2 separate regions of the Homo sapiens genome follow, and region 2 is linked to region 1. Evidence: read pairs that join two places in POLR2A ChIA-PET (ENCODE). Cell type or tissue: PC-9. All regions are shown on one strand. Each heading gives the region's core, and the rest is flanking DNA. Links, peaks and the distances in the headings are about the cores only.

Region 1 (10,433 bases), core at 1,206-9,205:
TTAATTCCTGGCCTCATTTGATCCTCCCATCTAGGCCTCCCAAAGTGCTGGGATTACAGGTGTGAGCCACCTGTAAAGGAAGGCCTGAGAGCCTTCCTTTTTGAAAAAGGAACTATAGGTCAGATTTTTTTTTACCTACTTTATTCCTTTTCAGATTTGGAGGAAAATTAGCTGATAATACTTTTCATGTTTTCTTAGACTCATTAAAGTGCAAGTGCAATCTTCAAATTAGATTTCTGTATTAGTAGGAAGTCATTTCTGATAACTTTCTGCTTTAGTATTTTAAAGTATTTATAGGAGACATGTAAAATTACCGAGCTGATATGACATATATGGTGTAACTTGATAAGGTGAACTATGATGTGGCCACTGACCCTCTTTTTCATGGAATTTTGATGGACCATAATTTCTCTTTGTCCTGTTATCCTATCACAGGATTTGGTACTATTTGGGAGTTGGTGGAGGGTGGGGGGGTCTTGCCGCATCTATTGCTCAAGTCTTTTTTTTTAAACATCTTTGTGTGTGTGTGTGTGATATAATGCACATATCATAAAGTTCTTGCCCTGAGTCTGGATTGTAAAGCTAAACATACCCCCACAGGGATAAATAACCTTGGTCTCATAAAACAAACTTTTCAAACTGGTGAACTAAAGGAAACTTTTTTATTCTAATGCTGTTTCACTTAAACTCAGTATATTACAGTTAAATTTGTGCCAACCATGGTGGCTCACATCTGTAATCACAGCACTTTTGGGGGGTTGAGGTGAGAAGATTGCTTGATGCCAGTAGTTTGAGATCACCCTGGGCAACATAGCAAGACTCCATCTCTACAAAACATTTTTAAAAATTAGCTGGGTTTGGCGGCATGTACCTGTAGTCCCAGCTTCTTAGGAGGCTGAGGTGGGAGGATCAGTTGAGCCCAGGAATTTGAGGCTGCAAGTGACCTCTGACTGCACTCCAACCTGGGTGACAGAAAAAGACCCTGTTTCTAATAGTTTCTAATAATAAAAAGTTAGCTTTTACCCAAAAGCTTAATAGGATGTGACTACTTTAAAAATTATTTCTTTTTGTAGAACTTATTTACAGTTTTTTTTTTGAAATAGCCCTCTCAGTTTTTATCTTTTAAAAGCAGAATTTGATCTGCATAAATTCACCTTGTATGAAACTTAAGTGTCAGGTATTTTCATCATGTGAAACAACATTTTCATGTTTCATACACAAGTTCTTTTCCATCCTATTATTCTGTTTTTAAAAAGCTAAGTTAAAAATATTATCTGGGTATGGTGGCATGCACCTGTAGTCTTATCTACTTGGGAGGCTTAAGTGGGATGATTGCTTGAGCCCAGAAGTTTGAAGCTGCAGTGACCTATGATTGAGCCACTGCATTCCAGCCTGAATGACAGAATGAGACCCTGTTTCTACACATAAATAAATAAGTAGGTAGCTAGCTTTATCCAGAAAGTATCTTTTAAAGTTAATTATTTATCAAAAGTCAGTTATTTGGGGGTTGTGAGCAGGTTACATTGAACTGTGTGGATGCGTTTTTGATTTGATTTTACTTCTGACATTAATTACAATATCAATCTTGATAGAACTAGTCAGAAAGATGTTATTCTTTTGTTTATGCTGCTTTCAAGGTGTTTTTGGAGAATACAAACTCTTTTGATGTAGGTACTTTTCCTACAAAGGACAATAAACCATTATATTGAAGAACAGGAGTGGTCTCAAGTTCAGTTTGCTTAATGGATATTACTTGAGAAGTGTACAACTGGTATTATTTAAGAATGGTATGGGCTGGGCGCAGGGGCTCATGCCTGTAATCCCAGCACTTTGGGAGGCTGAGGCTGGTGGATTGCTTGAGGTCAGGAGTTCCAGAGAGCCTGGCCAACATGGTGAAACCCCATCTTTACTAAAAATACAAAAATTAGCTGGGTGTGATGGCACAACCCTGTAATCCCAGCTACTTGGGAGGCTGAGCGGGAGAATCGCTGGAACCCAGGAGGCAGAGGTTGCAGTGAGCTAAGATGGCACCACTGCATTCCAGCCTGGGTGACAGAGTGAGACTCCATTTTTAAGAAAAAAAAAAAAAAAAAAAAAAAAGAATGGTACTACAGTTTATAATTTAAAAATTTATAGTCTGTGAATGAAGCCAAATTTCTCTTAATATACTTAAAACACTTCTGCATTTCTTACTTAGCTTCTGATGGAGCCCTGGCAAACCTTAAAGTTAAAATACTGTAACATTAAATACTGTAGAATTCATAATACTGTAGTGTTTATTGGCAGTAAAACACGAAGAATAAAATGAGGATTTCTGTTTTATTCACTGCCATGTTCCCAACACCTAGAATACATATTAATAGATGCTCAATATGTATTTGGTAAAAATGAACATCTAGTTTGGAAATGTATCTCTTAGTACCTTTGCATGAGACTAGTTTGTTTGATAACCTGTTACTGAATATCTGTGAGTTTGTAATCGCCTGACAGGTTCTTGCCTGCTGCACAGATAGAGGCAGTTTACTGAGACAGCAGTATTGCAATAGAGAAAGTTTTAAGAAATGCAGAGGCAGCCAAGTAGTAGTAAGAAGTTAATTACTCAAACCAATCTCCCTGAAAATTAGGAGACTAGGGTTTTTTAAGGATAATTTGGTGGGCAGGGGGCTAGGGAATGGGGAATGCTGATTGGTTGGGTCGGGGATGACTCATAAGGGGTTGAGGCTGTCTTCTTGTGCCAAGTCACAAGACCAGTCGAGCCAGTTTAGTGGTCCAGGTGGCAGGCATCAGCTGGTCCATCAAAATGCAGGGTCTGAAAAATACCTTGAACCAATCTTAGATTTTACAATAGTGATGTTATATATAGGGGCAATATTTGCAGTTTATCAAACCTAAATTTTTTGTTGTTTATACTGCTAATTAGAAAAACAGGAAATGGAACCAGAAGACAGTGTTTTCATTTACGTGGCTCTTGTATGGAAATAATTTTGTAGAAATGTGAGTTCTTTCATTAAAAAATAAGTTCCAGAGTGGGTAATGGTTGACTTTAAGGCAAGTAAAAAATTGTTTCTTGACCAGTTGCCTACAGCTGATGAGCTCCAGTAAGAGCGAAACCAGTTCTCACCCACTGAAATGATTTCGAAGTGTGAATTGGTCCTGTAGTACTGTGTCAGAAACAGAAACAACTCTAAGGGAGAAAAAGTATTTGAGTTAAAAGGAATTTTGTGACTGTACTGTATTATAGTATTTCTCCTAATGAGTAAGAGTTGCTAAAAGGTATTATAATCTATAATTGTAATTACTATATATATATATGAGTGTAAATTTGCTTTGTACAAGCATTTCTTTTTCTTAGAGAACGAGTCTCACTCTTGCTCAGGCTGGAGTACAGTGGTGCCATCATAGCTCATTGCAGCTTTGAACTCCTGGACTCAAGTGATCCTCCCATCTCAGCTTTCTGAGTAGCTGGGACTACAGGTGCATGCCACCATGCCCAGCTAACTTTAACAATTTTTTTTTTTTTTTTTTTTTTTTTTTTACGGAGATTAGGTCTTGTTATGTTGCCCAGGCTGGTCTCAAACTCCTGGGCGCAATAAATCCTTCCACATCAGCCTTCCAAAGTGTTGGGATTACATGCTGCACCCCCAGTGTATCAGCACTTCTTAAATTAAAATAATCTTGCCAACTAATGTCTTGTTTTACATCCTTCCCCTTTAGTCTACTACTTGCCATTCTATCCTTAGTAGCCTCGATGACGGCTCCCCTTTTACCCCATACCTCTCTCCCCCAAAAAAGCTTGGACAGCAACCAAATTGGCTTGTATCAGTATTGTCAACTGGAGGCCTACATGAGGACTCAGCTTACTGTTTTTCTTCTGGTTAATTGTGGACATAATCAAGTTCATTGCTTTTTCTCCCCATCTGCTACCACTCTTGTGCAGCTATTTATGGTGATGGCTTTGTTACGTATATACACATAGACCATTGTTAATCCCCTCCTTTTCCTTTGGCTGCCAAACAGTATTCATTTGAACATCATCAGAAGGTGTGCAAGCACTTTGGGAGGCCGAGGCGGGTGGATCACGAGGTCCAGAGATTGAGACCATCCTGGCCAACATGGTGAAACCCCGTCTACACTGAAAATACAAAAATTAGCTGGGCATGGTGGCTCGTGCCTGTAATCCCAGCTACTTGGGAGGCTGAGGCAGGAGAATAGCTTGAACCAGGGAGTCAGAGGTTGCAGTGAGCCGAGATCGCGCCATTGCACTCCAGCTTGGCAACAGAGCGAGACTCCATCTTTAAAAAAAAAAAAAAAAAAAAAAACCAGCTTGCAAGCTAAGTAGTTATCACATGCCAATTTACATGATTTTTCTTAAAGTCATGAGCATATTGCTGACAGAAGTTACAGAAAGTACTTGCCTTTTGAGGTTAATCTGAGTCTTCCTTAATTTACAGGAGGAGGATATGTAAAACATTCTAAGCTTAGGTAACCAAATAAACAGCTTTTTAAATCTAGATGAATATCCAGCAGGATGACACGTTTTTGTTGTTCTATACTGTCTTCCACATTGTCATCTTACAACCTGTTTTCCATCCACTGAATGCTGTTTGCTCCCTAGATCACTGTGTAAACCCAGTTGACCCCACCTTCATTTGTATAGCCACTGAAGAGCATTTGCAAAAATGCGTGTAAATGTAGTAGAGAATATGTTTGTTAGATTTATTATTACTGTCATATTGCATGAGACTTAAGAGTTTGATTCAGTTCAGAGGGAGGTTCCATCTTCGTGCAAGTACAAAGATCATTTAAAAGGCTAAATGCTGCCTCTTCAAAAAGGTCACAAGAAAGGCTCTATGTGCTTGATGAGTGTAAATGCAGTGTTTTTAAATTTACCCTGAGAGACTATTTTTGTACTTGTGATGAGAGAAAATTTGGAGGAAGATGTGACATTAGAATTGGTCCTTTAAACATAGACTTCAGATAGACCTAAGGGAAGAACATTCTAGTTGAGAACAAAGCCATTGAAATGTTAATACGCAAGTTGGGGGAATCTTTGAGTTAGACTGGTTGGGCTAGTAAAGTATGATGGAGTGCCAGGATTTCAGGAATGTGTTGAGAGATAAGAATGGAAAAGTAGTACAACTGGTTTACTGAGGAATCTTAAATCTGGGTATAAACGTGAAATGGTTTTATTTTTTCCTTACTGGGTCTCCAGTCATACAGTGTAAAACACTCCTAACCTCTGTACTTTCCTCTGCAGTGCAGTCCTTTAAGAATCCCTTGGTCCGATGTAACTTTGCCGCCACTTTTGGTTACTACAAAAAACTTATTCCAGAAATTAAGACAGGTTCTAGCCATTAAAAAAAAAATGAAGTCACAAACTCATTGTTTTCTCTGAAGAAAAGTTGAAGCTGTTCCCAGCTGCTTGGCATGAAGAGGTATAATTTGACTCAAAGATGTGCTCCCTCTCCTTACTTTTTTTTTTTTTGAGACAAAGTGTCTCGCTCTGTTGCCCAGGCTGGAGTGCAATGGCACGATCTTGGCCCACTACAACCTCCGCCTCCTGGGTTCAAGCGATTCTCCTGTCTCAGCCTCCCGAGTAGCTGGGATTACAGGCACCCACCATAATGCCCGGCTAATTTTTTTTTGAGACAGAGTCTCGCTCCGTCGCCCAGGCTGGAGTGCAGTGGCGCAATCTTGGCTCACTGCAACCTCTGCCTTCCGGGTTCAAGCAGTTCTCTGCCTCAGCTCCCCGAGTAGCTGGGATTTCAGGCGGCTGCCACCACGCCCAGCTAATTTTGTATTTTTAGTAGAGACAGGGTTTCGTCGTCTTGGCCAGGTTGGTCTTGAACTCCTGACCTTGTGATCTGCCCTCCTTGGCCTCCCAAAGTACTGGGATTACAGGCGTGAGCCACCACGCCCAGCCCACAAGTTATATCTTAAAGTGAGTTACTTTGGGTGAGGTAATGTAGGTGGCAGTGCCTCTGTTTGAGAATTATTTTATTTTGTCCTAGATTTTGGAATACAGAGTACTTACGAGGTCTTTTATTTACTCCGTTTATTTGTATTGTCTAAACCAAGCCTTTAATACTAGTGTGTGCTTTGGCTTGGTTATAAAATATCTGCAGCAAAATAATGATAATTTGGTTGTTTGGAAACATATTTATACAGAGAGGTAGAGTATTTAGGCCAATGGCTGTCTTAGTTGATGCCCCAGAGGGCAGTCTAGAAATTAGCATATTTAGCAAACAAGCTGGTCTACTTTTCCTTTCTTACACTTATTCCTCCCATTTTCGACATTCCTAGAATAATGTTTCTCAAATACTAGTGTTACCATTTCTGTGCTTACAGGCTTTAATTAAACAAATATTTGAGAACCCACTATGTGCTAGAAACTCTGCACTGTAATTAAGTCTACAAGTCACTGTGATTTACTATGATTTGTTCTTAACAAAATTCACTCCTGCTTAGCCTTCTATGGAATCTACCTGACCAGTCTTCTCTCTCTCTTTTCATCATCCTCTGATAACCACCTTTATCCCAGCCTGATGTAACCATGCATGTTTTGTTATTTAAAAATTTAGTATATCTCTCCATTAGTTTTCCATTAGTTTATATCTCATGTATAAACTAGAGCTATTTTCCATTAGTATATCTCTTATCTGGAATTATTGCTCTGTTATTTCTGTCAAAACTATGATCTGTCCTCTTTTTAATCTAACCTCACATGGTTTCAGTAACTCATTACCTTGTACATGCTTTGTTGATACCTGACAAAAGAAGTCAACAATTTTTTTTATCAAGATTGTGGAAATATTTTATAATTATGTGTTGTGGGATAATATTTGAAGATGACTAATTGTCATAAAATGGCTAGAATAGTAACCTCCATAAACAATATAAAAATCTATCCTATGCCGGGTGCGGTGGCTCACCCCTGTAATTCCAGCACTTTGGGAGGCCAAGGCAGGTGGATCACCTGAGGTCAGGAGTTTGAGACCAGCCTGGCCAACCTGGTGAAACCCTATCTCTTCCTAAAAATACAAAAAATTAGCCAGGTGTAGTGATGGGCACCTGTAGTCTCAGCTACTCGGGAGGCTGAGGCAGGAGAATTGCTGGAACCTGGGAGGCAGAGGTAGCAGTGAGCCGAGATCTCACCATTGCACTCCAGCCCGGGCAACGACAGTGAGACTCTATCCCAAAAAAAAAAAAAAAAAAAAAAATATATATATATACACACACACACACACACACACACACACACACACACACTCTAACTTGGTCAAATTAATAAAGTTGCTTTTATTGACCTAGGCAGTGCATATGGGCTCCATTTTATTTGTACTGGACATTGTTTTTTTCCTGATGAGAATGTTTGAAAATCACCATGGTACTTCCTGGATTCCTGCCTGGATGAAAAACTAATTTCTACCAGGGATTCTTTACACCCTGACTTCATTATGGCTCAAATCTAGATCTCTGGGCTATAGATAGTTGTGTCTTGTTATTTAGGTTTCCTTCTTAGTAAATTTTTATTTTCTTTAATGTGCGTTGTTTTGTTATCTTGGTTTGTGATTTCTAGTGCTTTTATTGGTGTATTATTTCTCCAGTATTTTCTTACAGATTTATGAGGTAGTCTTTTTTTCTTTACAGAGCTGAAGGAATTCTAAGCATTCTTTGGCACTCGTCTAGTTGCTAGCGTTACTCCTTACCTAACATCTTATGGGGATGATTGGAGAATGCCAGACTACAACTGAAATTAATTAATGAAGTTGTTTGACTGAAATGAAGGAGGAAAGACAGACTTTGCAGTGGCCCTACTGCTTGTAGCTAGCCAGCTTGGGTTAGCTGTCCTAGTCCTTTTTCTTTTTTCTCAAGGACAGGCTTTTAAAGGAATTGTTAGTGATAAAATTTGTGGTGTTAGTTATTCCACATCACAGAGTGTGTGCAAGTTTGTATGGGGTTTTGGTTTAAAGTGGTTTTTAATTTTGATGTTTCAATTTCTTAGATGTAAAACGAAGATCAGGAGCAGATTTGAAGAATTACAAAGTGAATTGGTGCCAGTCAGCATGTCAGAGACAGACCACATAGCCTCTACTTCCTCTGATAAAAATGTTGGGAAAACACCTGAATTAAAGGAAGACTCATGCAACTTGTTTTCTGGCAATGAAAGCAGCAAATTAGAAAATGAGTCCAAACTATTGTCATTAAACACTGATAAAACTTTATGTCAACCTAATGAGCATAATAATCGAATTGAAGCCCAGGAAAATTATATTCCAGATCATGGTGGAGGTGAGGATTCTTGTGCCAAAACAGACACAGGCTCAGAAAATTCTGAACAAATAGCTAATTTTCCTAGTGGAAATTTTGCTAAACATATTTCAAAAACAAATGAAACAGAACAGAAAGTAACACAAATATTGGTGGAATTAAGGTCATCTACATTTCCAGAATCAGCTAATGAAAAGACTTATTCAGAAAGCCCCTATGATACAGACTGCACCAAGAAATTTATTTCAAAAATAAAGAGCGTTTCAGCATCAGAGGATTTGTTGGAAGAAATAGAATCTGAGCTCTTATCTACGGAGTTTGCAGAACATCGAGTACCAAATGGAATGAATAAGGGAGAACATGCATTAGTTCTGTTTGAAAAGTGTGTGCAAGATAAATATTTGCAGCAGGAACATATCATAAAAAAGTAAGTTTTTTATACCTTTAGGTTATTTTTTTTCCCTCACAGGCACAGGGATTCGAGATAAAATTCTTTAAAGGAAAATACCATTTTGTTCATTTTTACTTGCACATTAGAATCATGCACATAGTAGTTGAACAATAAATGTATAGTTGCTGAATGTGTGAGCAAATGTCGAGTTTTTCAGATATCTGAGTTCAATATGTTAAATAGTGTAAATGTATTAACGTGCTAGAAATTTTTATAGACAACTCAAAATTTTTCACTTTTGAAAGAATGTAGAAGTATATTGTCAAAACTAAGAGAAACTCAAAAGGAAATAACAAGTCATAAAATTCCACAACTTTTTCTTAAAATCTGCATTCTAAATTCATTGGTTTAAAACATTAAAATTTAGAGAACAGAATAATTGATTATCGTTCAGTAAATAATAATACAGTTTTGGATATGTGAAGTTCTGTTTTCATGATAGTTTAAAATTTACCATCTTAACCATTTTTATGTGTACGTTTCAGTAGTGTTATTATATATTCACACTGTTGGACAACCAATCTGCAGAACTTTTTCACTTTGCAAATCTGAAACACTGTATTCGTTAAACAACACTATTTCCACTTGCCCTCAGTCCCTGGCAACCACCATTCTACTTTCTGTTGCTGAGTTTGACTACTCATGATACCTCATGTAGGTGAAATCATATACTTTTCATTTCATGACTGGCTTATTTCATTTAGCCTAATGTCCTCATTTATCCATGTTGTAACATGTCAGAATTTCATTTCTTTTTAAGGCTCAATAATATTGCATTGTATGTATATACCACATTTTGTTTATTCATCCATTAATGGACATCTGGGTTCCTTCTGCTTTTTGGCTGTTGTTAATAATGCTACTGTGAACTTGGGTTTGCAAGTATCTCTTCAAGACTCCAAGGCCCTTCTTGATATTACCCCCAAACAAATGCCTGCTGTTGCTATTCATATCCTTACTGTAATACTATATTATGTGAATAAACTGTATGCTTTTGTACTTGAACCATCAGTGCTGCTGCTATTCTTGCATTTTATAGGGTAACTTTCTCATTTTCCTGTAGCCTGTACCTATTCTTTTAGACCTTCCTCTTGAGATTATCTCTGATGCCTCTTCCCACTTTACTGAGATCTAGACTCTTACCATTTTCATACCTCCCTTATAAATTATAAGATGTTATACATTTAATAATAATAGCAGTAAACATGTATATGCTGATAATTAGGTGCCTGGTATATTACATTTATTAGTTCATGGATTCTTCACAAGAACTCTCTGTGACATGTGCTGTTATCCCCATTGTACAGATGAGTTACCTGAAGCGCAGAGAGAGAAAAAGTAACTTGCTCAAGGCCACATGCTAACAAATGCAAAGTTAAAATCTGAGCTTTGTGAGTGGAGCTTTAGAGCTTTTTCAAATACGGTTATTAGAAATGAACCAGTTACAAGGTGTTAAATTTACCTAAAAATATGAGGAATAGGGTAGAAAATTGGTTTCTCTTTTTTGCTTCATCCTGTCAGAACAGTGACAGCACGGGTGAGTGGAATAATCATAATTCTGATGTCTGGTATTTGGAAGATACCCATTGGCATTTGCCAGCTCTGTTGTCTTGGCCAAGTCAACCTCTTTGAGTGAAAGATTTTTCACCTTAGAGTGACAATACTTACCTGATGGAACTGTTTGTGGACATTAGGACATTACACAAATGTC
Region 2 (10,433 bases), core at 1,411-9,410, 380 kb before region 1:
TGTCATTACCAATTAAGCATTTAATAATTTCCCTGTTGCTGTTCATTCTCCTATGAGGAACTAGTAAGCCTTTGTTCTCCTTCCAGGGCTGGAGTACATTCATAGACGCTCCCCAAAAACACACAAAGCCTAGGTTGTGGGCCTTTTAGGACTGCACAAAACAGCCTGCCAGGAAATGGGCTCATGTTCAATAATAGTGGATAATAGCTACAGTTAAGGAAGTGAGGCTTTTTTTTTTTTAAATGTAGCCTGGCAATGAGGGGAAATTTTCCACCGTATACCTTTTCATGCCTTAAAAAAAATTTTCCTGCTGGGCGTGGTGGCTCACACCTGTAATCTCAACACTTGGGAGGCCAAGGTGGGAGGATCACTTGAGTTCAGGAGTTCGAGACCAGCCTGAGCAACATAGCAAGACCTCATCTCTACTAATATAAATAAATAAATAAGCAAGCAAGCCAGGCATGGTGGCACATGCCTGTAGTCCCAGCTACTTGTGAGTCTGAGGTGGGAGGATCACTTGAGCCCAGGAGATCAAGGCTGCAGTGAACTATTATCGCACCACTGCACTCCAGCCAGGGCAACTGAGTAAGACCTTGTCTCAAAAAATAAACAAATAAATTCATTCATTAATTCATGCATTTCCCCAACCACATGAAATCACCTATTCGAAAATATTAATGAATGTAGTTTAAAAATATAGTGAAACAAACAAGCAAACAAAAGGTTGCTTGGGCCCCACCCACTAGAAATCTAATTCTACAGGCCCAGGGTAAGGCTGAAACACCTGCACTGAAAGGGCAAGAAGGCTGGGTGCGGTGGCTCATGCCTGTAATCCCAGTACTTTGGGAGGCCGAGGCAGTCGGATCACCTGAGGTTGAGAGTTCGAGACCAGCCTGGCCAATATGGTGAAACCTCATCTGTACTAAAAATACAAAAACTGAGCCGGGCATGGTGGTGGGCACCTGCAACCCCAGCTACTTGGGAGGCTGAGACAGGAGAATTGCTTGAACCTGGGAGGCGGAGGTTGCAGTGAGCCCAGATCGCACCACTGTACTCCAGCCTGGAGACAGAGCAAGACTCTGTCTCAAAAAAAAAAAAAAAGAAAGAAAAGAAAAGGCAAGAAGCTCTTCAGGTGACCATTATGGACAAAATAAGACAGGTGCCTGGCTTCTAACGGAACATTGCAAGCTATGCGGGGGTGGGTAACTTGGCAGTCTAGGGTGGCACTCTATAGCTTTTCCATGCAATCACACACAGGATATAATATTTTTCCTGTGCTCCAAGGAGGTTGACTGAGCTGAAGGAGGCGGCCCTGGGCTCCGGAGGCCTCCTGAGAGCTGAGGAGGTGGTGTCTGCAGGCTGTTCAGAGGCTGTACTCTGGCATGTGGGCCCCTTGTAGGGGAATGAATGCTGAGCCCACATCTGACGGGCTCAGTGTTCTTGTTTTTTTTTTTTGTTTTTTTTTTTTGAGATGGGGTCTTGTGCTGTCACCCAGGCTGGAATGCAATGGTGCGATCTTGGCTCACTGAAACCTCCACCTCCTGGGTTCAAGCAATTCTCCTGCCTCAGCCTTCTGGGTAGCTGGGACTTACAGCTACACCTCACCACACCTGGCTAATTTTTGTATTTTTTTTAAAGTAGAAACAGGGCTTCCCCATGTTGGCCAGACTGGTCTCAAACTCCTGACCTCAGTTGATCCACCCACCTCAGCCTCCCAAAGTGCTGGGACTACAGGCATGAGCCACCGTGCCGGGCCTCAGTGTCATATTAATAACTATATGTATTATATACATTAACAATATTTTATAGCTTTGCCTTTATTGTGGTTTTAATGAAATTGTCGCTAGTGTTTTGCCTTCAGGTGTGATATTGCCTATTGATTTGCCAGTATCTTCTTCAGGTTCATTAACACCATTCTTTCTCTGGTTTATTAATTATTGTTATGTGGGCTCAGTGGGCTCAGTACTCCTACGTGCCCAGGGGGCCTGTGGAGAGAGAATGCTGCCAGGCTTTCTGCTAGTTAGCTCTGAGACAGTAAAAAATCGGCAAGGGTGACCATATGGCGACATGGCTGTTTCGCCTGTGTGGCACCGAGAGCCGCAGAGTGCTCTCTGGATCGTTTTGTTTGTGGTTTTGATCCTGTCTGGCCAGGTCTGACTGGATTGCCAGGCATGTGAACACTGGGCAGGGGAGAAATATGTCCTGCCCTTCTGTGGAAAGGCCTTGGAGAAATGTGGTTTTGGTGTCTTCTCCAGCCCCTGGCCACCTCCTCAGGAGCCGAACACGTTTTTGTCTTGCAGGGATGGTGCTCCGTACTGTGAAAAGGACTACCAGGGACTCTTTGGGGTGAAATGTGAGGCGTGTCACCAGTTTATCACAGGGAAAGTCCTGGAGGTAAGTGGCAGACCGGCTCCCTCATAGCTACCGCCATCTTTCTCAGCGGCCCTCAGAAACAAACAAGAGGGGACCCTTTCCCACCTCCTCCATCTTTTTTTCACCTGTGGAGAAAGAAAGTAGTCGCAGGTGACTATTTTCAAGAATTAAGGTGCTGCACTCTCCTCAAAGGCTCACGTGGAAATTAGAATGATGGAGAATTTGCACAGGAAAAAAAAAAGAATGATAAAGGTTCTGGTAGGAGTTATGTAGGACAGGCTATATTAGACCATTTTCATTTTTAGAAGTTAGACAAGAGTAAATGAAAAGGGTGTGAAATCATGTGTGTATACATCCATGTGTGCATGTGTGCATATGTCTATGCATGCATCTGTGGGCGTGTGCAGATTCAGGGAGCAGAGGCTCAGAATGGAAGCTAAGAAAGGAAGGGTGGGGGAAAGGTAGAGGCATTGGCTTCCCCAAACTTCAAAAACCACATCCTGTGTGACCCAGAGCACCCTGTGGCCGGGGCTGAGCTGAAGCCTGTCAAGTTCAGGTGCAACCGCCTCCAGCTAGGGAGCTTTCTTCCTGCTTTCTCAGCAGCCGCCACACAGGCTTCTGCCTCTGGGCTGAGCCAGTTCCTCTGGGGTGAGACACAGAATTCTGGGGCCAGAGTTCAGAAGGAGTCGCTACCCTACTTCTCCCAGGCCTGTGGGGTGTCAGCCAGGTCCAAGGAAGAAGTAAGACTGCCTCATCTGTGGCCCACCTGCCAGCGTGGAGAGTATGGCCCAAGCAGAGGTGGGTCAGGAAGCCCCACAACTAGGGGGATGACTACAGGTGCTGCAGCTTGTCATCTTGCTTTGTCAAGGACCAGGCTGCTAAATCCACGGAGCCATGTTCCACCTTCCCAGCAGGGCACGTTTCAGAGACACAGACACAGATCTGAGGCCCCCCTCCCCGCCACCATGGTGTTTCTGGGCTGTGCTGTCTCTTCCGTGGGGTTTCACAGCAAAGGCCCAGTGTAGCCCCCTAAATCCCACTGTAAACCCTTTCCATGAAGCACAGAGGGGCCAGCATTGGATGTGTGCTGGGACGTGGGCAGCTGATTGCATTTGGGAGAGAAGGGTGTGGTTGTGGTCAAATGCAGTTGCCTCTTAGCCCGAGGAAGAGGGTTCTGGGAAGAGGGAGCAATACCTGCAGAGGCTCAGAGGTGAGGAAAAGCACAGGATACATAAGAAACGTCAGTTGGGCACCGATGTGACAGATGATGCTGGAGAAGTGGGCAGGGTCCCAAGAGTCATATTCTGGAGTTTGGGTGTTACCCTAAAAGCGGTAGGAAGCCATTGAACTGCTTGTAGCTGGAGTGTCATGTGATTAGACCAGGTTGTTGTGTAAAGAACGTATGAGAGTTCTCAAATCTATGTACGCACGCGTTCACAGCAGCCCTATTCACATCAGCCGAAAGGTAGAAACAACCCAATGTCCATCAGCAGGTGAATGGATAACAACATGTGGTGTATCCAACTAGTGGAATATTATCCAGCCTTGAAGCAGTGCTGCCAACCACAGGATGAGCCTTTAAGTAAAAGAAACCAGCCACAAAAAGCCACATATTGTATGATGCCATTTATATAAAATATCTAGAATAGGTAAATCCATACAGATAGAAAGCAGATTGGTAGTTGCCAAAGGCTGGGGGAAGGGGAAATAGGAAATTACTGCTTTATGGATACAGGATTTCCTTTTGGGGTGATGAAAATATTTTGGAATTAGAGGAGGTGGTTGCATAGCATTGTGAATGAATGTACTAAGTGCCACTGAATTGTTCACTTTAAAATGTTTAATTTTATAGTACGTGCATTTCAGCTCAGATGTTTTTTAAATGGCTGGGAAGGGAGTTGGGGTGGAGACAGGCCAGCTAGGAGGCTACTACAGAACTTTGGGCACAAAATGATGGTGGTGCTAGCTGGAGTGGAGCCTGAGAAATGGGCCCCCACCCTCCGCACACACAGGAAGGGTGGAAAGAGTTCTCTCATAGCCTTTCCAATAAAGCTTTAATTATTGACCCAAGGACACTTCAAAACTAGTGTCTTGACCAGGGAGAAAGAAGCATATCCCCAGGAAGGCTGTTGGAGAAGGTGGATGGGACCCACCTGATGGGGAGCTTGGAGTCCGAGCGGTCCCATCACAGCGCTCAGAGTGTGATGCACAGGAGGTTGGTGCCTCCCCTCCTGGCCCTGAGTCCATCCCTCATCCCTCCCCAGAGAGCTCTTCTCAGAAGTGCCCTGATTGGGGCCTGACGCCATTTCCCTTGGGATTCCTGAGTTTGATCTCTTGTGGAGGACTGAAATAAACCTGTTGAGTTGGGGCAACTTGGAAATTTCCTTCTCCTCCTCCTTCTTCTTTCTCTTTCTTTTTTCTTCTTCTTCCTCCTTCCTCCTCCTCCTCGTCCTCCTCCCTTCTCTTCCCTCCTCCTCCCTTCTCCCTCCTCCTTCTTCCTTTCTTCCTTCTAATTTCTTCTTTCTTCCTTCTTCTTTCATCTTTCTTCCTTCTTCATCATCATCTTCTTCTTTTCTTTTTTTTTTTTCTTTTTTCTTTCTTTCTTTTTTTTTTTTAGAGACAAGGTTTTGCTCTGTTGCCCAGGCTGGAGTGCAGTGGTACAATCATACCTCACTGCAACTTTGAACTCCTGGGCTCAAGCTATCTTTCTGCACAGCCCCCTGAGTAGCTGGGACTACAGGTGCATGCCATCACACCCAACTGATTTTGTTATTTTTTGTAAAGAACGGGAGTCTCACTCTATTGTCCAGGCTGGTCTCTAACTCCTGGCCTCAGGCAATCCTCCTGCCTCAGCCTCCCAAAGTGCTGAGATTACAGGCATGAGCAACCAAGCCTGGCCCTCATAAAAAGAAACAATAGAACATCAGAATGATTTCCCAGATGTCCAGCTGTACAAAGAGAGACGAGAAAATACTGAACGTGGTCCCCACATTTGTGACAGCCGTGTTTGCAGTCTTCTTAGTCCACATGTGGAGCTGTGTTCCCCCAAAACATGCTGGGGAGGGAAAAGGGCTCTGTGTGTGTGTGTGTCTGAGTGTGTGAGTGTGTGTGTGTGTGTGTGTGTGTTGATTCCCTTCAGATTTAGCTCAACAGCTGTGGGGAAGAAAATCTAAAATAAAGCTAGATCCAAGAACATGCCATTTGGAAGAAACATGTGCTTACTCTGTTTTCTGCTTCAAGACCTGAGTCATTTGGCATTCACTGTGGCTGCAGAGACCTCTTCTCAAATTGGCTTCAGGTTTCTGTGAAGGCCGTTTTGTGAGGCCTAAGACTTGGAGACTTTCCATGCGGGGCTTTCAGAGTTGAGGCGTCTGGGAGTAGTTTGCACCATGTTCAGCCTCCACCCAGCAGACGTAGTCCTTAGATGGGCGTGTGAGCTAGAAAAACGTCCTGCAGGGTTATCACACTGACGTGTGACAGCTTGTGAGTCGGTTTGGCTTGGTTACCAACACAAAGCAGGACGGTCTCCACACACTCCTCCCTCGGCCTCTCATGCTTGGGTCTTGGTGGTGGTGAAATATTGTGATGGTGGATTTGTTGTAAATACTGTGAACCTTGGGGTTTTGTGGGTTTTTTATATTTATTTTATCCACAGATGAATTTATTTTATCCCTTTACAAATGTATTAGTTTTCTGTGTCAGCTGTAGCAGTGGTGGCTTAAAGCAACAAGCTTAAACAGTTCTTGAGGTTCTTGAGGTTAGTTCTTAAACTGAGTTCTGTCAGTTCTTGAGGTTAGACGTCTGAAAGCAAGGTGCAGGCAAGGCAATGCTGTCTCTGAAGGCTCTAGTGAAGGGCCTTTCCTCGCCTCTCCCAGTTTCCGATGGCTCTGTGTGTTGCTTGACTTGTGGCAGCCTCCCAATCTCTGGCTTTGTCTTCACATCGCCTTTTGCGTGTTGTCTCCTTTTCTCTGTTACAGTTCCCTCTGCCTCTTTCCTGTAAAGCCACTTGTCATTGGATTCAGGGCCCACCCAGATAATCCAAGATGACCTCACCATCTCAAGATCCTTTGCTTAATTACATCTGCAAAGACTCTTCTCCCAAATAAGCTAGCATTCACAGGTTCCAGGGAATTGATAGGGAGTCTCTTTTGGTGATGATCGGGTCACCATTCAAGCTGCTTGAGTAAGCCTGGGAAATCATGCACGTATCATCCCAGCGAGGCCTGCAGACCCTGTGTGGTTTTAATTTAACACTCACTGAGCCCTAAGAGGACCCTAAGGCCTCTCTAGGTGTGGTGTCACCAGAGATGCCACCAGACACCTGAGGGACCTTTGAGAAAGAGAAAGGTCACTGGACAATGATAGAGAAGAGACGCTCCAGGTCTGGCTGTGTCACTCATTCCTGAGTGACTTGGGGCAGGTTGTTCAGCCTCTTGGGGCTGTCTTCATTTCCCAGGTAAAGGGACTAGCATGTAACCTCCAGCAGCCCTCGAGTTCTCTCTGTCTCTGTCATTCCTTAATCCTTGTAAGCCCTGAAAATCACATCAGCTTGAACGGGTGGGGAGACGGGCCCGAGCACCAGCGGCTCAGTTGAAAAGGCTCTGGGTGGCAGCCAATCTGAATCTGTACTCACCAGCTGGGGCCCCTTGGGCAAGGCTTGCCACTTCTTTGAGCCTCAGTTTTCTTTTCTTTAAGTGCAAGAATTGAAAATATACGTGTAATTCCAAGACTTGGGCTGCTAGACCTCCCGGAGTCCCTTCGGCTCTAAGGATCTGAGTTCTAGAATTCTCATGTCTTGGCTGTAAGGGATCAGACAGAACCAATGGTTCTTTTTTTCTGGAAACCAGCACGTAACACTCAGCATAGAGCATACACTCAAATTGTAGCTTGATTTCTCATCACTTGTTTTCAGTTTTGTTTTCGACAGCAAGATTCTCTTTTTAGGGGGATCTTGCTATAAATGGTACATCTTCAAATGCTTCTGCTGATTAACTTATAAATTTAGGAGAGTTCTGAAGATATTTACAACCTGCCTCCTAATTAAGAAGTGCAGGGGCAAATTAGTGTGAGATACTCCAGTTTGCTCTCTCCGTCTTTTCTCCAAACTTCTCCCGCTTCCTTCTCCCCTCCTCCTCCCCCTTCCCCTGCCCCCACCTTCTTTCTGCCTAACAGCCTAATGGTAACAGGAAGCTGGAAGAGACTTCAGACCTAGGTCACTAATGTCATGGGGGAGTGGGGCATCTCTTTGGAATGCATTTCTTCCCATCTTTGGTAGATAGCCCTAGGACAGCTCTCACTCCAGCAGACATCCTTTCCAGGGTACAGGTGGTTACCTGCTAGCCTCATAAAGAAAAGAAACAGCAACAAAATGGTTGTTATTATCAACAGCAACAGCTAGTTTCAAAATGAAGGCAGCTCATGGTGGGTGTAATCAAGTAAGGACTCCCAAATTTATAAGGGGGTTAGTCTCATATCTCCAACCCTAAATTTAAGTAAGACAGCAACTGAGTTTCTTGGTCTCTGTTTACAAAGGTATAACCATCTCTAGGCACATAGCTAAAAGTAGATTGTTTTTGATGGTGCTTTCTTAAGATATGGAATCTTCTCTGGAACACCACACTCTTAATGTAATACTTCCTATACCTCTTTTTTGTTGTTGTTGTTGTTTGAGACAGAGTCTTGCTTTGTTGCCCAGGCTGGAGTGCAGTGGTATGATCTCAGCTCACTGCACCCCCCACCTCCTGGGTTCAAGTGATTCGCCTGTCTCACCCTCCTAAGTAGCTGGTATTACAGGTGCACGCCACCATGCCCAGTTAATTTTTGTATTTTTAGTAGAGATGGGGTTTCACCACGTTGGCCAGGCTGGTCCTGAACTCCTGACCTCAGGTGATCTGCCCGCCTTGGCCTCCCAAAGTGCTGGGATTATAGGCGTGAGCCACTGCGCCCAGCCCCATACCTCTTTGGATTAGATAGAGGTTGAATCTATTCTTGACAAGTGTTTGGAAAAAAAAGCAAAAGTCAAACTGAAAACAGAAGCCTGGAGGGTAAAGGAAAAGGTTTTGTCCCATGTGTTCTTCCCCTAGTCTTGGGCTGTTTTACCAACAGACTAAGGAAGGGTGGGCTTGACTTTCTCTTGGCCTCTCAAGCTGTCTTATGCAATTCCTATGCCCCCAGGGGCTACCTGTGTGCATGGAGCACTGCACTGGTTCACTCAGGACAAAGGCGCTCGGCCCTCGTCCCACACTGCAGAGTGGTACTTCCCTGAGCAGGCACCTGCCAGGCTGCACGGGAGCATTCTTTTGTTCTCCTCCCTGAAAGGAAAGTTGTCTTATGTGCATTCTGACCACAGAGGGAGAGGGCGGGGCTCTGAGTCCCACGATTTCCCTTTCCTCACATCACCGCACCCAGAAATCAGTTGGCCTGGGTTCATCTAGTCTTTCTGGGCGGGCTGGTGGCACCTGTCCTTGTGTCTCGTGGTATTTACTGTGCTACCTGTGCTCTCTGGGAACGTGCAGTGATGTCTGTGACAGCCTGTACACCCACCACATAAGAAAGAGCCTCAGATGGAGCCGAGGGAAGTCCTCTAGACCCTGGAATGCCTGTCCATTCTGCCCTACGAGGCCACCCTCCCCTGTCTTTATCTGTTAACTTGGAAAGGGTGGACAGCAGGACAGGATTTAGACTCGCTTTTAGACCCCTCCTGCTGAACTCCTGGGGTGAAGGAAATGGAATCACAATGGGATTCAGCCAAATCCTTTTCCTTGGCTCTCAGAGGAATTAAAAACTGGTGGCTCTGTTTTGTTTTGCTTTTGGACTGATTAAAAAACTGCTTTTTCACAAAGCTGAGGGGCAAATGTTTATGATGTTTCTGAGGTGAATTCACATTATAAATTGGAGGCCTTTGTCCCCTTCCTTCTTTTTGGCATAGGTATTTTAAGTATGTTATGTGGCAGTAATCATAAGCAGTGAGTAGGTCTTGTTCTGGGCTAAGCTATTCTCTAGTGAGCAAAACATAGGTTATCCTAGGATGCTTGCATGACATCTAATCTTTTTGTCACCATCAGAGATGTAATTTGCAAAAGAGAAGCTGACATGTCAATTCCCCTTTTCTTGTTCTGTGTATATCATACACTTGCAAGGAACAAATAATAACCCGTGTCCATGCTGAAGGCTAATTGCATTCTTCTCATTCTCACTGTGCTCAGAGGAATTCATGCTTTCATCCAATTAATTAATTGTAGACCCAAATATTTTTGAGGATCATGTTATCTGATCCTGTTATCTGAGTATATTGGTTGAGATGGTCTGTCCCAGTGGACAGTAAGCCACCACTGTATCCTGACTTTGTATAATATTTTTAACATCTGCAAGTGATCTCATAAACATTTAATTCTCACCACAGGCCTGCAAGCTGGTCAGGGCAGTTAGTTACTAGTCACCTTCATTTACAGATGAGGCTACTGAGTGCCCGAGACTCTGGATCTAATTGGTGTGACAGAACCATGATTAGAAAATAGATCTCTTAGGTTGGTGAATGGATACAAACATGCAGTTAGAACAAAGAAGTTCAATGTTCAGTAGCAGACTAGGGTGACTACAGTTAACCAGCAATATACTGTATATTTCAAAGTAGCTGGGAGACAGAGATGATAAATACTGAAGGTGATAAATACTCCAGATACCCTGACTTGAGCATTATACATTATATGCATGTAAAAAAATACTCATATGAACCCCATAAATATGTAAAATATTATGTATCAATAAAAGAAAAAATAAGGAAAATAGGTCTCTTTCAATTCTCAGAAGATAGGGACATACACACATAGAGACAGAGAGAGAGAGTGAGCCTGAACTTTATTATCTACCTGACAATAATCATTACAGAAAACAAATAATTTGCCCCTTGATATAACTTGCTGAAGGACCAAAAGTTACCATTCCTGGTGGATGGTAAAGGCCTGTCTCAGTGTCCCTTTTATACCTATTCTCAGGACAATAAACATGTACTGCTTGGTTGGTTTACTTTTTACCAGTGTAAAATGTCACTGAAAATCAGT

The links. ChIA-PET counts read pairs that join two places held together with the same protein. Peaks named below come from ENCODE experiments on the same cell type or tissue, not always from the same donor. Only the 100,000 strongest peaks of a DNase experiment are listed, where the experiment ranks them.
Region 2: POLR2A ChIA-PET joins it to region 1 with 12 read pairs; 3 of 35 experiments call an interaction of 5 or more read pairs at or near these places.

Annotation. Positions count from the first base shown.
Region 1 is chr10:114,160,902-114,171,334 of GRCh38, reverse strand. It overlaps CCDC186 (coiled-coil domain containing 186), which reads left to right. Exons shown (of 16, transcript NM_018017.4): 2 at 8,006-8,698. The coding sequence starts at 8,067. Among named protein-coding and RNA genes, the nearest start is that of MIR2110, 8.1 kb to the left of the region's middle. In PC-9, for the core only: no CTCF peak of the experiment used is centred there; a DNase peak (open chromatin) is centred at 5,094; H3K27ac peaks cover 1,249 bases.
Region 2 is chr10:114,536,966-114,547,398 of GRCh38, reverse strand. It overlaps ABLIM1 (actin binding LIM protein 1), which reads left to right. Exons shown (of 23, transcript NM_002313.7): 6 at 2,301-2,394. Among named protein-coding and RNA genes, the nearest start is that of ABLIM1, 120 kb to the left of the region's middle. RefSeq lists enhancers at 3,086-3,195, 5,667-5,846, 6,197-6,246. In PC-9, for the core only: no CTCF peak of the experiment used is centred there; DNase peaks (open chromatin) are centred at 2,118, 2,938 and 5,788; H3K27ac peaks cover 1,056 bases.